Linked DNA regions of Homo sapiens: region 1 is linked to region 2. Evidence: chromatin loops called from intact Hi-C (ENCODE). Cell type or tissue: PC-3. All regions are shown on one strand.

Region 1 (8,000 bases), 82 kb after region 2:
ATTGCCATATGAAATGCCGGGAGGGCAGGCTGCCTTCTTAATTCATCCTACCATTTCAGCTCACTCCAGTCTGCCTTGTCTTCAGAATTTTTCAGGGGATGGTGAGAAAGTGTTTTTGTTCACATGTCCCCTAAATTCCAAGGGATATGTGTCAAGCCCTCCAAAGAATTTTCACCTTTTTTGCTCCAGTGGAACAGACTTGGTTTCTGCAAGCACAGCCAGCGTCCCAGGAAGTGAAATAACAGATACTGCCTTTTGTCTTCAGCTTTGGGATGTAGCCCAAATCCCATAACAGGAGTTCAATTCCATAGTCTGCACAATATCTCAGCAAAACATTACCAGCTGCCAATAGTGTGGTGGTCTTATCTGCAAGGATGATACTCTTGGTTTACTAGTAATAGGACAGATATTTCGTTGTCTTTCCAGGAAGGTGGAAGGGGAGATATATTTGCGTAGGTCCATCCTTATTCTTGTTAAGCCCTACTTGGGATTGATGTTAAGCATTTTGACGATATTTGAGGATACCATCTTTAATTTGAGACAAGAGAAGCTACACTTGAATTAATTGAATGATATCAATTAGTTTAAACCTGTCATGTAGCCATCATTCTTTCTGATAACATATGTTCTCTATGCTGATAACATACGTTCTCTATGCTGAACTTGCCTACCTGAATTGTCCAGATTTGACTTATGAACATGATACTTGAGAGTACTTTGAGCACAGAGTTGAATTAATAGAAAATAACATAGAGTGAAGATGAATTCATTCACTGGTATCACAAAATTGCAACTTTCCCTTCTGTGTGTCATCAAAACCTCATTACATTTCCTTCACCTCACTCTGGCCTCTCCTCTTTCCCACATGGTCTACTAATACCTAGCTTCTTTCTCTTATTCCCCATCTCCAATTCTCTTATTTCACTTGCACCCATCAGGCATATCCTTAGCTGGGTGCTCACTTAGCTCACTCTGTTACTCTGAAATATTTGGTTCACACTCATAATGCAGAAGTGAGGTGGAAAAACTGTTTGTCTGTCAAATAGTTCTCAACTGGGGCAGTTTTGCACCCCCACCTAAGAGACACATTTGGCAATGCCGGCAAACATTTTTGGTTATTCAAATTTGGGGGTGCTCTTGGCGTATAGTGGGTGGAGGCCGGGGATGCTGTGTGTGTCCTACAACGTACAAGAGAGCTCCCATGGGCTGGGCGCGGTGGCTCATGCCTGTAATCCCAGCACTTTGGGAGGCCGAGGTAGGCGGATCACGAGGTCAGGAGATCGAGACCATTCTGGCTAACACAGTGAAACCCCGTCTCTACTAAAATATAGAAAAAATTAGCTGGGCGTGGTGGCAGGCGCCTGCAGTCCCAGCTACTCTGGAGGCTGAGGCAGGAGAATGGCGTGAACCCGGGAGGCGGAGCTTGCAGTGAGCCGAGATCGTGCCACTGCACTCCAGCCTGGGTGACAGAGCGAGACTCCGTCTCACTCACAAAAAAACAAAAAAAAAAAAAAAAAAAAAAAAAAAGAGAGGGAGCTCCCATGGCAGGTAATAATTTGGGCCCAAAATGTCATTAGCAACAAAGTTGAGAAGGCCTGCTCCTTAGAGCAGCCTTCTTTCCATTGCCATTCTTTCCTATCAGACAACATCTTAGACCCTGTTTCCTATTTTGTCCAGGTCCTTGGAAAACCCTCCCTCTTAATCTCAAGATTGTTCTGTAGATGAAATCTCTAGCCTTCTGTCACAAATGTCTTCCTTTGATGATGGTGCCAGAGCAAACCCACAGCTTGCCTTTCAGCTGTCCTTGCACATGTGTTGACCTAGTCAACTGGACCCAGGCTCCTAGAGGCTTGATTTACATTTGATAATTTGTATGAGATGATCACATTGGATTTTAGAGGGTGCAAGGATTGAGATGGTTTGGGATGTGATGGGCCTTCATTCTGAAGATTCTCTGGAAACTGAAACAAGAAATGACAAATGGGAAACCGTTTAGCACAGGAGGCATTTTTTTTGCACGTCTCAGAAGTGATCGTATAACAGAAACTGCTTTTCAGCACTGACCATTGCTACTGTGGATGCTCATTTGCAATGTGTCTGAGCTATGGCTGTTGGAAAAGGAGGGAATTCTGAGTGTGTTTATTTGAACGATAGCATCATCACACTTTCAAATAAACATAACACCTTGGGAGGGTATGGGTTTGTTATTTCTAACCCAAACATCTTTACACATGCCCTTTGAAGGATCATTTTGCCAAGTTTGAAAGAAAAAACTATTCAAGCATTAAAAGTCTGACATATTATTTAACTCATTGAAAAAAGAAAAACCTCTTTGGGGCCAAAACACTCTAGGTCAGCTGGACAACAATGTGTATCACGTTTTTAAAGCATTCACTTTTGGACCAAGAAATGGCCCTAGGGAGCAAGTAAAAGACATTGCCCTCACCTGCATATAAAGTCATATAGCAGTCTTCCGTTATGTTTTGGTCATCTTGCCTGGGAGACTTGGAATTTTCACAGTTATTTCTTTTGTGCTTTTTTACTTGAATGAAATGCCTGTTCTTAATTCCCTCGGTGTGTAGGGGGGTTATATTTTATTGCTTATCTTCATGAGACCCCCCAAACCCATAATTTACATGACTGATTTTTTCCCCAATTGTATCATTTTTTAGTTGTAAAATATACATAACACAAAATTTATTATTTAAGCTGTTTTTAAATGTATGTTTTAATGGCATTGAGTATATTCATAATTTTGTTCAGCCATCATCACTATCCATATAATAACTTTTCATCATCTCTAACAGAAACTATACCCATTAAGTAAAAATTCCCCATTCCTTTCTCCCCTAGCCTCTGGTCACCCCTGTTCTACTTTCTGTCTCTATGAATTTGAGTATTTTAGAGACTTACTATTTGTCCTTTTGTGACTAGCTTATTTCACTTACTTTGCTTTCTTTTCTTTTTTCTTTTTTCTTTTTCTTTTTTTTTTTTTTTTTTTTTTTTTTGAGACAGAGTCTCGCTCTGTTGCCCAGGCTGGAGTGCAGTGGCAACCTCCACCTGGGAGGCGGAGGTTGGCTCACTGCAACCTCCACCTCCCAGGTTCAAACGATTCTCTTGCCTCAGCCTCCCAAGTAGCTGGGATTACAGGCGTGCGCCACCATGCCTGGCTAATTTTTAAAAATGTTTTTAGTAGAGGCACGGTTTCACCATGTTGGCCAGGCTGGGCTCAAATTCCTGTCCTCAAGTGATCCATCTGCCTCAGCCTCCCAAAGTGCTGGGATTACAGGCGTGAACCACCACACCTGGTCTCACTTACTGTGTTTTCAAGGTTCATTCATACTGTAGCATGTTTTCTTTTTAAGGCTGAATGCAGTTCCGTTATTTGCATACACTACCTTTTGTTTATGCATTCATCTGTCGATGTATATATTTAGGTTGTTTCTACCTTTTTGCTATTGAAAATAATGTTGCTATGAGCCCTGATGTATAAGTATCTGTTTGAGTTCCTGCTTTGAATTTTTTGGTGCATATACCTAGAAGTGGAATTTCTGGGTCAGGTGATAATTCTCTGTTTAACATTTTGAGGAGCTGCCAAACTGTTTTCCACAGAGGCTGTGCCATTTTATATTCCCACCAGCAGTGTGTGAGGGTTCCATTTTCTCTACATCCTTGACAACACTTATTTTCCCATTCTTTTATTGTGCTTCAGCTTACCCTTTTTTTTTGTATTTTATTTTATTTTTCTTCCCATAGGTTATTGGGGTACAGGTGGTATTTGGTTGCACGAGTAAGTTCTTTATGGTGATTTGTGAGATTTTGGTGCACCCATCACCCGAGCAGCATATTCTGTACCCTATTTGTAGTCTTTCATCCCTTGCCCCACTCCCACCCTTCCCTCTAAGTCTCTAAAGTCCATTGTATTATTCTTATGCCTTTGTGTCCTCATAGCTTAGCTCCCACATATCAGTGAAAACATACGATGTTTGGTTTTCCATTCCTGCGTCACTTCACATAGAATAATAGTCTCCAGTCTCATCTATGTGGCAAATGCCATTAATTCCATCCTTTTTATGGCTGAGTAGTATTCCATTTTGTGTGTGTGTGTGTGTGTGTGTGTGTGTGTGTGTGTGTGTGTGTGTGTGTGTGTATCACAGTTTCTTTATCCACTCGTTGATTGATGGACATTTGGATTGGTTCCACAATTTTGCAGTTGTGACTTGTGCTGCTATAAACATGCGTGTGCAAGTTGGAAAAACCCTTCTAGACATGGGCTTAGGCAAGAATTTTGTGACTAAGAACCCGAAAGCAAATGCAATAAAAACAAAGATAAATAGCTGCAACTTAATTAAACTAAAGAACTTTTGCATGGCAAAAGGAACAGTCAGCAGAGTAAATAGACAACTCACAGAGTGGGAGAAAATCTTCACACTCTATACATCTGACAAAGGACTAATATCCAGAATCTACAAGGAACTCAAAAAAGCAGTAAGAAAAAAACAAACAATCCCATCAAAAAGTTGGCTAAGGACGTGAATGGACAATTCTCAAAAGATGATATACAGATGGCCAACAAACATGAAAAAGTACTCAGCATCACTAATGATCAGGGAAATGCAAATCAAAACTACAGTGCGATACCACCTCACGCCTGCAAGAATGACCATAATTAAAAAATCAAAAAACAGTAGATGTTGGCGTGGATGTGGTGAACAGGGAACACTTGTACACTGCTGGTGGGAATGCAAACTAGTATAGCCACTATAGAAAACAGTGTGGAGATTCCTTAAAGAACTAAAAGTAGAACTACCATTTGATCCAGCAATCCCACTACTGGGTATCAACCCAGAGGAAAAGAAGTCATTATACGAAAAAAGATATTTTCTCGTTTTTTAATAAAGTAAGAGCCATACTAGTGGGTGTGAAGTGGTGTCTCATAGTTTTGATTTGCATTCCCCTAATGATTGATGATGCTGGCCTCTTCGTGAGCTTATTAGCCATTTGTATATCTTCTTTGGAGAAATGTCTGTTCAAGTCCTTTGTCCAATTTTGAATTGGTTTGTCATAGTTGATTTTTCAAGAAAAACCTGGGATTTCCATTTAACAAGCTAAATACTTAACTACAGCATTATCTCTAGCTGATAATTGATTGTGAATCTTTAGGGAGACCTGAGTTTTAATAGTGGTGCTGCTACTTGGACAAGACTCAAATTTTTAAGTCTTAATTTCTTCCTCTCTAAAAGGAGGAGTTCAGGAAGTAGATGTTCAAGATCCTTTGCAGCCCTAAAATTCTATCATTTTGTTGAATATGAAACATATCTACGCAGAGAATGCTAGAGTGTAAATGAGATGAGGCTCTCTTTGTGATGTTTTACTCTGAAAATATTTACTGTGCTTTCCAAGGATGTACAGTATGTTCCCCTTTGTACTTTTTTGGGCTCTGTTTTCCACTTTGAATCAAAGGATGATTTTGTACAACTCCAGTGATACATTGTGTGGTGATGTGTCATCAGCTTGACAAGTTTCATCAGAAAAGTTAAGGCCTGAAAGATTTCGAAAACTTGTAAGTGACTCTGTATTTTCCTTGCTTGGTTTATAAAATCAAAGTTCTTAGAAGAGTTTGGCTAGAAACAGAATGACTCCTTGGTGGCCTGAAGGAAGCACAGCTTGTTTGGAGCAGGATGAAAGGATGGAGTCAGGTTGGGCCAATAAGGCTGCAGAGGACAAGTTTTTAGTTTAGTTTTTTTAAAAGAAAACTGAAATGAGAGCCTGCAAGCCTTAGAATGCGCTGGGGTCCTGCTACAAATGATAACAAATGGATCATTCACATTAAAAATCTGAGCCGCGAAGGATCTAAATTGCCTCACTGTGGGGAAAAAGTCAAAAGCCAACTTTAAACTTAAGGAAAATCATTTTTATAATAAACGAAAAGGTAGTTTCCTAATACATATTTGAATTCATTTATCTCTTGCCAATTCCTGGTAAATTCTAAGTGAATTCTGAATTTATCTAGATTAACAGCATCTTGAATTTTTTCTTCACATGGAATTAAAGAAAAGGCCAGACATGTGAGCATTCTTTAGCAGTCAAAATACAGCCTTGAGTGGCACTTGTGCCAGAGATCCACCCGGCTCCGTGTCCCCAGAGCGGCATCATTGGCACCATTTTCCTTTAGGAAACTGGGGGGTGGAGGAAAAGTTGGGGTTTTATTCCCCCAGCCCCCTCCTGCAGGGTCCCTGAAGGTGGTTTATGTTCCTCTACCTCAGGCCACAGCGCTGTCAGGAGGCACTTCTCTGTGCCAGTTCTTTGCTTTTGCAACCCCAGGGTTCTTGCTGTGGGTTTCCCAGAACTCTGCCTGTACCTTTGTCAAGAATCTCTTTATTAAACTGTATTAAATTTTGCACCACTTGAATGTGCCTTTCTTTCCTGACTGGCCCTTGACTCATACCAAAATTACATTAGCTAGGCCTGTAGGTAGATTTTTTTTAAGTTGATCTGTATGGCATCTTTAAAAAAATGGAATTAGGTTTTTCGAATATGTAACACATAATGCAAAATTTAGAAGGGACAAGAGGACCTGCTGTAGAGTGAAGAGTCAGTTTTCTTCCCATTTTTGTATTCCAAACACTCATTTCTCCTTCCCAGTGAGTAATACTCTTTCCCATTTCTGTCTTCTCCCAGAATCTGAATGTACTGGCATATGTGTATATATATCCTTGAAACTGCTAGAATATTTTATTTATTGTATTGTACCATGCGTTGTTCAGTTAGCAGTCCTTATCAGCACAAATAAATCTGCCTTGTTCTTTATAAAGGCTGCATATTCCATCCTGGCATATAATATAACTTATTGAACTGGACTGAATTGTTGGGCAGTTGACCTTTCTACTTTTGCTGTTATCATCCAAGCGACAGTGAATAATGAAAGTCTTAGTATACATTTGTGAATATCTAGGATAAATTCTTAGAAACAAAATTGCTGCATCAAAGGTTATGTGTTTATTTAATTTGAATAAATATTTGCCAAATTATCTACCATAAAAGTTGAACTAGGCCGGGCGCGGTGGTTCACACTTATAATCCTAGCACTTTGGGAGAGCGAGGTGGGAGGATAGCTTGACGTCAAGAGTTCGAAACTAGCCTGACCAACACAGTGAAACCCCATCTCTACTAAAAATACAAAAATTACCTGTGCTTGGTGGTGGGTGCCTGTAAGTCCAGCGACTTGGGAGGCTGAGTCAGGAGAATCACTTGAACCTGGGAGGTGGAGGACGCAGTGAGCCGAGATCATGCCATTGCATTCCAGCCTGGGCTACAGAGTGAGACTCCATCTCAAAACAAAACAAAACAAAAAGTTGAACTAATTAGTTTTCCCAGCAATATATGAACTTGTCTGTATCACCATACCCTTTCTAATACAGATTATTATCATTATTATTATTATTTTGAGACAGAATCTCACTCAAGATTGGAACTACAGGCGCGCGCCACCATGCCTGGCTAATTTTTGTATTTTTAGAAGAGATACGGTTTCACCATATTGGCCAGGCTACTCTCGAACTCCCGACCGACCTCATGATCTGCCTGCCTTGGCCTCCCAAAGTGCTAGGATTACAGGCGTGAGCCACCACGCCCAGTCTCTAATACAGATTATTAAACACTTTGAACTCTGCTTCTCTGATAGATTGGAGTTTAAGTTGCATTTTGCTTGTGCATGAGATTAAGTTTCTTTTCATGTGCCTAAAACAGAGTTTCTCCACCTCAGTGTTATTCACATTTGGGTGGATAATTCTTTGTTTTGAGGGTTTGTCCTGTGCATTGTAGGATGTTTGTAGCATCTTTGGTCTTTACCTATTAGATTCAAGTAGCAACCCCCCATCTCACCACCACCAAGAAGTCTCTGGGGACAAAACCACCCCTGATTGAGAAGCATTGGTCTAAAAACTTTTCTCCTTTGCCTGTTTTCCTTTCCCACTGCACTTCTGGTGTTTCAACTTTGC
Region 2 (8,000 bases):
TCTATATTATGAATTCGATTTGTGGACCCTTTTTAAAGAATTTTTCCATATATGTTGATGAGGAATATTGGTCTGTGAGGGTTTGGTATCATGGTTATGATGGCCTCCAAAAACAGGTTGGGAGGTGTTTCTTCTTCCTGTATACTTTGAAGAGTTTTTATAAGATGGGTTTTCTATCTTTCTTAAATATTTGTTAGAATTAACTGGTGAACATATGGTCTTGGTCTTTTATTTATGAGAAAGTTTTTGAAAAAATTCACTTCGCTAGATATAGGATTATTTATATTTTCACTTTCACTCTGTGTCGTTCTTTTTATCGGTCTGACAGATGAAAATAACCTGTTTTAAATAACAGTGAGGTTAAATAGTAGTAGTTTATGGCTGTTTGCATTTTTTTCCTCCTATTTTCCGGCCAGTTTTCTATTAGATCATGTATCTTTTTCTTGTTGAACTCTTTATATAATACTATGAACTTTCTGATATCTGTCTATATACCAACCTATAATCAATATTTTCCCTATTTTTCTTTTATTCTGTTTATATGTATTTGCTATGCAGAAGATTTTAAATTTTATGTAGTCTTATCTGTTAATTTTTTCTATATGGTTTTTGGCCCTAACATCATACAATTGTATTGAATCACAGCCATACTCACTTGTTTATATGTTGTCTATAGCTGCTTTCTTCCTGTAATGGCAGAGTTGAGTTGTGACGGAGACTGCATGTAGCTCTGTGATCACTTTTCACTGCTGCTTGGCACCCCAAAAATCATAGTTACCACATTTAATTATTTTAAACTTAGAAATTGTCAGTGTTTTTAGTGGCATGTGTATTAACTTACAGTGACTTTTTTTTATTTTTTATCAGTGTAAATCCTTGATGTCAGAAGAGTAGAAAAGTAGACTCTGAATGTCATACTTTAAAAGGCATAGTGGAGTATGGATTATTTTGTTATTAAATTAGATGGCAAAGCATTGTGTTTATTATGTAATGAGACTGTAACTGTGCTAAAAGAATATACGGTATGCTGACATTACCAGACTAATCACTTATCACAATATTTTCAACTCACAGAAATGCTGTGGTGAAAAGTTAGAAAATTTAAAATCAAATGTTTCATTATAGCAGAATTTCTTTACACAAAAAAGAACATTCAGCTGCAAACAAGGTAAATTTGCAAGTGACTCCTTTGTTATCCAAGCCAGGAAAGCCATTTATTGATGGTGAGTTAATTAAATCATGCTTGATTGCAGCAGCTGAAGAAATGTGTTCAGAGAAAACAAAATTGTTTAAGACTCTTCTAAGCCTTGAGCACTTTGGGAGGCTGAGATGAGAGGATTGCCTGAGTCCAGGAGTTCGAGACCAGCCTGGGCAAACTAGACAGAACCCATTTCTACAAAAAATAAAACAATTTAAAAAAAGCCAGGCATGGTGGCATGCCTGTAGTCCCAGCTACTCTAGAGGCTGAGGCAGGAGGATTCCTTGAGCCCAGGAGGTCCAGGCTGCAGTGAGCTGTGATCATGCCACTGCCCTCCACCCTGGGCTACAGAACGAGACCCTGTCTGAGGGCTAAGATTTATTTTTTTCTGAACAGGATAAATTGACTTTAGCTACTATTGAAGACTGAGTGGCTTTGGAAATTAGCTTTAGCTGCAGAGTTGATAATGAATTCAACATAAAACTATAAGGCAAAACAGTGCTTATATGTGAAACTTAATATTGAAGTAAAGTCACTTAGATGCCACCTAACATTGTTTTAATCACTAGTAATATTAAGATGCTTTATACACTTCTTATGCTGTCAAAAGTGAAAATAAGAAATGAGATCTCTGTTTGCATACCAGTTGTAGCAGATACATTTTCTTAGCTCAACTAAGTACTGTTGACCTTCCATATCCATGAGTTCTGCATCTGTTTTTAACCAGCTTTGAATCAAACATATCTGGGAGAAACAAATGGCATCTGTACTGAACATTCACAGACACTTTTTGATCATTATTCTCTAAACAATACAGTATAACAACTATTTACATAGCATTTACATTGTATTAGGTATTATGAGTAATCTAGAGATTATTTAAAATATACAAGAGGATATGCATAGATTAGAAGCAAATACTATGACATTTTATATTAGGGACTGGAATATCCACAGTTTTTGGAATCTGAGGGAGGTCCTGGAACTAATCTCCCATGGATACCAGGGGACAGCTGTACCAGCAGTGCTTTTGGACCACAATGCAAGTAGAAAGGAAATTTCTATAATTCAAAATCTATTTAACTGTGCAGTTGAAGAGCTTCCACTTAACTTTAATTGCAAGTGAAGAATCTGAAATGTAGCAACATACCAAAAGGAGGATATCAACAGAAGAATATAATAAAAATTTTTAAATGCCATCCAAGTAATGAATATGCTTAAATAAAATCATATGCTCCTGGATAACAGTATTTTTTCCATACACAAATAGGTGTGTGAAAAGACATTTTCAGAGATGAAATATGTAAAATCTCATTAGAGATTAGCATTAGCAGAGTAACATTTGCGATTCTTTTTTTGTGGGGTGGGGGGAGGGTGTAAACATATGTTTTTATTTCTCTTGAATAAATGCCCAGGAGTGCAGTTACTAAGTCATGTAGTAGTTGCATGTTTAGTTTTTTTTTTTAAACAATAAACATTATTTTTCGATAATTTTTAGATTCACAGCCAAAATGAAGGGAAATAGATATATAGTCCATATACTCCCTGCCCCCAAATGTGCACAGCTTCTTCCATTATCTATTACCACTCCCACACCAGAGGGGTAATTTGTTATAAATGATGAACCTGCATTGACTCATCATCATCGTCCAGAGTCCATAGTTTATATTGCTGACTCTTGATGTTGTACATTCTGTGGGTTTGGAAAAATGAATAATGGCATGTATCTGCCATTACAGCATCCTACAGAGTATTTTCACTGCTCTAAAAATCCTCTATGCTCCACCTATTCATTCTTCCTTCTCCCCTAATCCTTGGCAACCACTGATCTTTTTATTATTTTGATAATATTTGCAGTTGATTTTGATGATAAGGAATACTAACTTTGAGTCCCAATTAAGCAAATTGTCCTCCCTCTACCAAAAGAATATCATTCTTCACATTAGGAGGCTTATATACAAATAATTATACTTTGTTATTAATATTATGTTTTGAATTTTGTCAATGAAAAATGTGTGTGAAATTGTTTTCTCTCATTAAGTACCCTCTATGATACCCTCAATATTGCCTTTTGGCCCACAACTAAAATATATACTATATGGGTCTTTATGGAAAAAGTTTGCTAACCCCTGATTCATATCAATGTTTAACTATTCTAACCATTTAGATCAGAGAATGAATGTTTTTGTGCCTCAATAAATGTCAGTTTCAAAAACCAACAGCAGTAAAGGAAATTTTGTTTGGGGCTCAGGATATTTTGCTCCGGAAGTTAAGCTTACTTAAAGTTTACTCTTGTTCTGAAATTGTGTTAAGTTGTCTGGGAGAGGGTTGAGCACAATACATGACTGTTGATTCCTCTCTGTGTACTTGTTAGGTATCCCTGGTACCCTGAGATGATGGCCCCACTCAAAGCCAGACTTCCGAGAGCCTGGACTGGGGAGAAAGATGCCCCTGGCTCTGTGCACTGATGCCTCCCTCCCCGCCCCACTCCATTCATACCCACACCCTCTCCCTCTAGTCTGCACCTCTTCCTCCTGTGCATGGGAATATCTAGTCCCTCAGTTCCCAAATTTCTGCAGATGAAGCACCCATTCTTGTCATTCCCACTTATGATCCATTTTGATCTAGAAGGTAGTGTTGTCTCCTAGGAGGGCAACAAGCAAGTCTGAGCTGCCTGCCCCAGAGTTTTTGCTGTTTGCTAAGGCATCTCTGGGGTGAACAGAGGGCAGGTCAATGTTACCTGCTGACCTTGAAACCCTTGGTGTGTGTGCAGCACAGCCTGGAAGTTGTCAGTCAAGATTATTCTCAAGCCTCATAGACTCAGGTTCCTAGTACAGACATCTGCATCCAGACCAGTTATCTGCTCACAAAACAAAGTTGAAGAGAACAAGAATGAACATCATGCAGTTTTGATTTTTGCCTCTTCATTCTCCCTTTCCCCCATTTTCATCCACAAATGCTTACTGTCTTCACCATTTTGTGCAATATTAATTTCTCTGGGTTATTTATAGGGAGTGGGTGGGCACAGTGCTTATGACTTAGAATGGAAGACGGTATTCCCCGAAGAGCTCTCAACAGCTCACAGTCTGAGGGAGACCCTGTGGGTACTTGGTCTGTTGATCCTGTTGAAAAGTGAGCATAGCATGTGGGAAAGTGACTCATGGATGTGACTTCACCATTGCCCTCCTTTTAAACTTCTTACAGTGAAAGCATAACCCAGTTCTGACAAAGGTTTTCAGCCAGGGCTGGGCCTGCCTTTGACTCAGCGATGTGTCACATTCTCTCTGCCGGAAACTCTCATTCTTAACACCAGTCATCATGGTCCTGGCAACACACTTTTTGGAGAGGTGTTGGTATTTGGTGGATTTATTTTCTTTTCCAGCTGCCCACAAAAAAACAAACTCAGAAATATCTATTTGTTTTTCCTTTGAAAAGTTTGTTGGAATAGTGTGTCATTTCTCCATCTGGAGCCGTTGTTGCTTTGCCAAGGATAGTTTGCTTAGGGCCATGGCAAGGTGACGGTGGCCCTAAGTGAAGGGTAAAATAACTGGGGCGGCATGCCCGTCTGGGATGGCGAAACCTCTGAGCTGCTGTCAGGCGGTGGGTGGCTAGCCATGGCTGGTGGCCACAGGCCATCACTTCAACTGTGGCTGGGATTTGCTTAAAGAAGTCCTTTAAGTTTCTTAAGTAATGTCTGCCCAGTCACTCACCTAAGCGGATACCTCTTTACTGTTCGGTGATTTTGTGCCAAGAGAATGCCTAGACTTGCCAGCCCACATTGGAAACTTCCCAGAAGCCCAAGGGCCACACCTAATTTACAAGAACTGGAACCCCTATTCCATTCTTTGCTGCTTACAGCTTATGGGAGAGGCATGTTCTAACGGGCTTCTTTCCTTCTAATTTGTAGATCCTGTGCAGGCAGCTCCTTGAAGGCAGGGCTGTGCCTTTCTTGTATGTTTTCTTAGAGTGTTGAGCTCAGAGGAGACCCCAGTAGAGAAGGCACTGTGGCGTGGGGGAGTAACACCTGTTTAGTAGTCAGGGGAATAGGGTCAAAACTCCACGTTGGCCACGGGCTATGAGATCTTGGCCCAGTCAGTTCATTTCTCTGGGCATTTCCTCATCATCCAATTGCTGGGCTGAGTGATTCTCTAAAGCAGTGGTTCTCACCCTTGCTAGATGTATGAGAAACACCTGTGGACTTTTTATTCTTTAATCATACATGATCTGGCCACAGCCACTCATAGTGGGTTCAGCAAGTCTGGGTGGAGCTTGCAGAGTAAAGATTTTTCCAGAGTTCTTTATGGCCAGGGTTGAGGGCCACTATGTGCAGTCCCTGACTAGATAAGCAATGGGAACAAAGAGTGAGTCGTTCAGGCCACTTCCAAGCTTACTCACGTGGCTTTGGGTAGGTCTTGGTTCCTCATGGCTTTTGGCGGAAGGCCTCATTCATACCTCACTACCTGGGCCTCTCCATAGGACAGCTAGCTTGCCTTCCTCACAGTGAATGAGAATGTGGACAAAGTAGAAGCTACAGTCTTTTTGTAAACGCAATCTCAGAAGTGATGTCCCATCATGTTTGTCATATTTTATTCATTAGAAATGAGTCCCTTGATCTGCCTTATACTCTAGGGGAGAGGATTCTGCAAGAATCTGGACTACCAGGCAGTGGGATCATTGGGTGCCATCTTAGAGGCTGCCTTGCACAGCATCTAGGAGGTGGCTGCAGAATGGATTTTGGAGCAGGAACAGGGGGAAGGGAAGCAGGGAATCAGAAGGGTGTGGTCCACAAGCTAATGGAAGGAGGATAGAATTCAAGTATAGGCTAGGTTATGATGTCGTAACAAGTCATAATCTGAGGGGCTTGAAATAACAAAGATTTATTTCTTCCTCATGCAGATAGTAGTTACAGGCTGTTTTGGGCTTTGTGCCATATCATCACACGTGGGACATGTTCATCACGGGTCGTCTGGGGATTCTTCTTTATGTCATTTTCACTGTGGGACCTAAGCTGACAAAGCAGCTTGAATGTGGAAAAACTCCAACTGTGCTTCCCCCACTATACTCTCACAAAGCAAATCTGACACCGGATGTGTGGGGATTTCTGCCCACCAGCAAGCAAGCAGTCAGTTCTGCAGTGCACACCAACTGAATGTCCTTTAATTGAATTCTGACACTGTCTACCTGGAGACAGCATCGGATCCCACAGGTTCAGGGCTCAGTCCCACGAGACTGCCCCCGTTTCAGATACCAGTTGCAAGTCTGAGCCTCTGGAACTTCTGACCAACCAGTGTCAAGTTGGGGTTCCCATGATCTGCTGTTTGGGTTTGACTAATTTGCTAGAGCGGCTCACAGAACTCATGGAAACACAGGTTTACCAGTTTATTATAAAGGATATTGCAAAGGATACAGACGAAGAGGTGCTTAGGGAGAGGTTTAGGGGAAGGGGCGCAGATCTTCCATGTCCTCCCGGGATGCACCACCCTCCAGGCACCTCCACATGTTCAGCTATCTGAAGCTCTCTGAACCCAGTCCTCTTCGGCCTTTTATGGAGACTTCATTGGATAGGCATGATTGAAGCATGGAGTGGGGAAACCTACCAAGGCCTGTCCAGATTCTCAGCCTCTCTGTGCAGCATTCCTTCCTCCAGGGTCTGGGGCAGCACCCCTGAAACAGGGGCCTTAGGACCTGCAATCAGACAAGGAAGGTCCTCGCATTTGTTCACGGTCAGTTTCAGGACAGAAAGGCAGGGGGATATCTGAGTATGTTTTTAGTTTCTAAGGCCTTCCTTGGGGAGAAAAAAGTGCAGGTGAAAGGAAGGCAGAAGGTCAGTGAGAGAGAGATTTGTTTTTTGAGGACTAAAAGTGCCCCAACATGAGGTGATAAGGACTATGGGAGTTACGAGCCAGAAACCATGGTTGAAAACCGGTATATTAATATATATGTCATAGTATCACGCAAGTACTCTCAGAAACATTGCTGGTTGCCATGGCAGAGGGAAAAAGTTATGGAAAAGCATGTATTAGCTCTTAAAACTTCAGCCTATGTTATTTCCATTCACGTTTCATTGGCCAAATTATGTCTTATGGTCTACCACCACTTCAGAGGGGGCGAGGATATGTACTCCTGTCATGTGTCCCGAGAGTAGAAGTCTGGAGATATTTGATTAGCACCAATGACACCCCTGGGGGGAGTAGTCAGTAGTGTTGCCCTCCACAGAGCCGGGCAACGTGACCACTGAACATGGTGTTTCGGTTGGCATTCACGTGGTCATTGTTAATCTTAATCTTGGCCAGTTCAGTAGTTGTAGAAAAATGATGTATAACCTGATTGCATGGTTTGAGGAGTGAATAGGAGATGAGAAGGTGCAGAGAGCTAGAAGGAAAGAATTGTAGACATTTTTTACCATGAAGGAAGTTTGAATTACCAGCCTTTCCTCATTCTTTTGTATGTAATCACAGAATGATGTCACAGTGTTTTTTTTGTTTTTGTTTTTTTATTTTACCATGTACATATCAACAGATTTTTCTTTGACTATAAAGGACTCTGTGCTTTGATAATAATCCAGAAATGACCAGAGGAAGTTTATCTTGTGTGCACTTTCAATATTGTATTTAAATAGGAAATCACCCCTTTTTACAGTTTTCATCTCGAGCCAAACAAAGTCAAGGTATTATGAGAACTGCAACGCTTTTTGAAGAAACCTATCATACATTTATTTTTCTTAGTTTTTCTTTCTTCTTCCCTTTTTAACTGGTTTTGAAGTTTGGAAATAATTAAATTTTATTCAGTCTCCAAAGTTGCT

The links. Hi-C counts contacts between places; a loop is a spot of excess contacts. Peaks named below come from ENCODE experiments on the same cell type or tissue, not always from the same donor. Only the 100,000 strongest peaks of a DNase experiment are listed, where the experiment ranks them.
Region 1: it touches region 2 in a loop (2.2-fold over the local background); 3 of 110 quality-filtered maps call a loop at or near these places.

Annotation. Positions count from the first base shown.
Region 1 is chr2:33,147,729-33,155,728 of GRCh38, forward strand. The region is part of intron 5 of LTBP1 (latent transforming growth factor beta binding protein 1); the gene reads left to right. Among named protein-coding and RNA genes, the nearest start is that of LTBP1, 200 kb to the left of the region's middle. In PC-3, no CTCF peak of the experiment used is centred here; no DNase peak of the experiment used is centred here; H3K27ac peaks cover 2,097 bases.
Region 2 is chr2:33,065,607-33,073,606 of GRCh38, forward strand. All of the region lies in intron 3 of LTBP1 (latent transforming growth factor beta binding protein 1), which reads left to right. Among named protein-coding and RNA genes, the nearest start is that of LTBP1, 120 kb to the left of the region's middle. RefSeq lists an enhancer at 4,034-5,233 and a silencer at 4,176-4,470. In PC-3, no CTCF peak of the experiment used is centred here; DNase peaks (open chromatin) are centred at 2,855, 4,515 and 7,535; H3K4me3 peaks cover 760 bases; H3K27ac peaks cover 5,619 bases.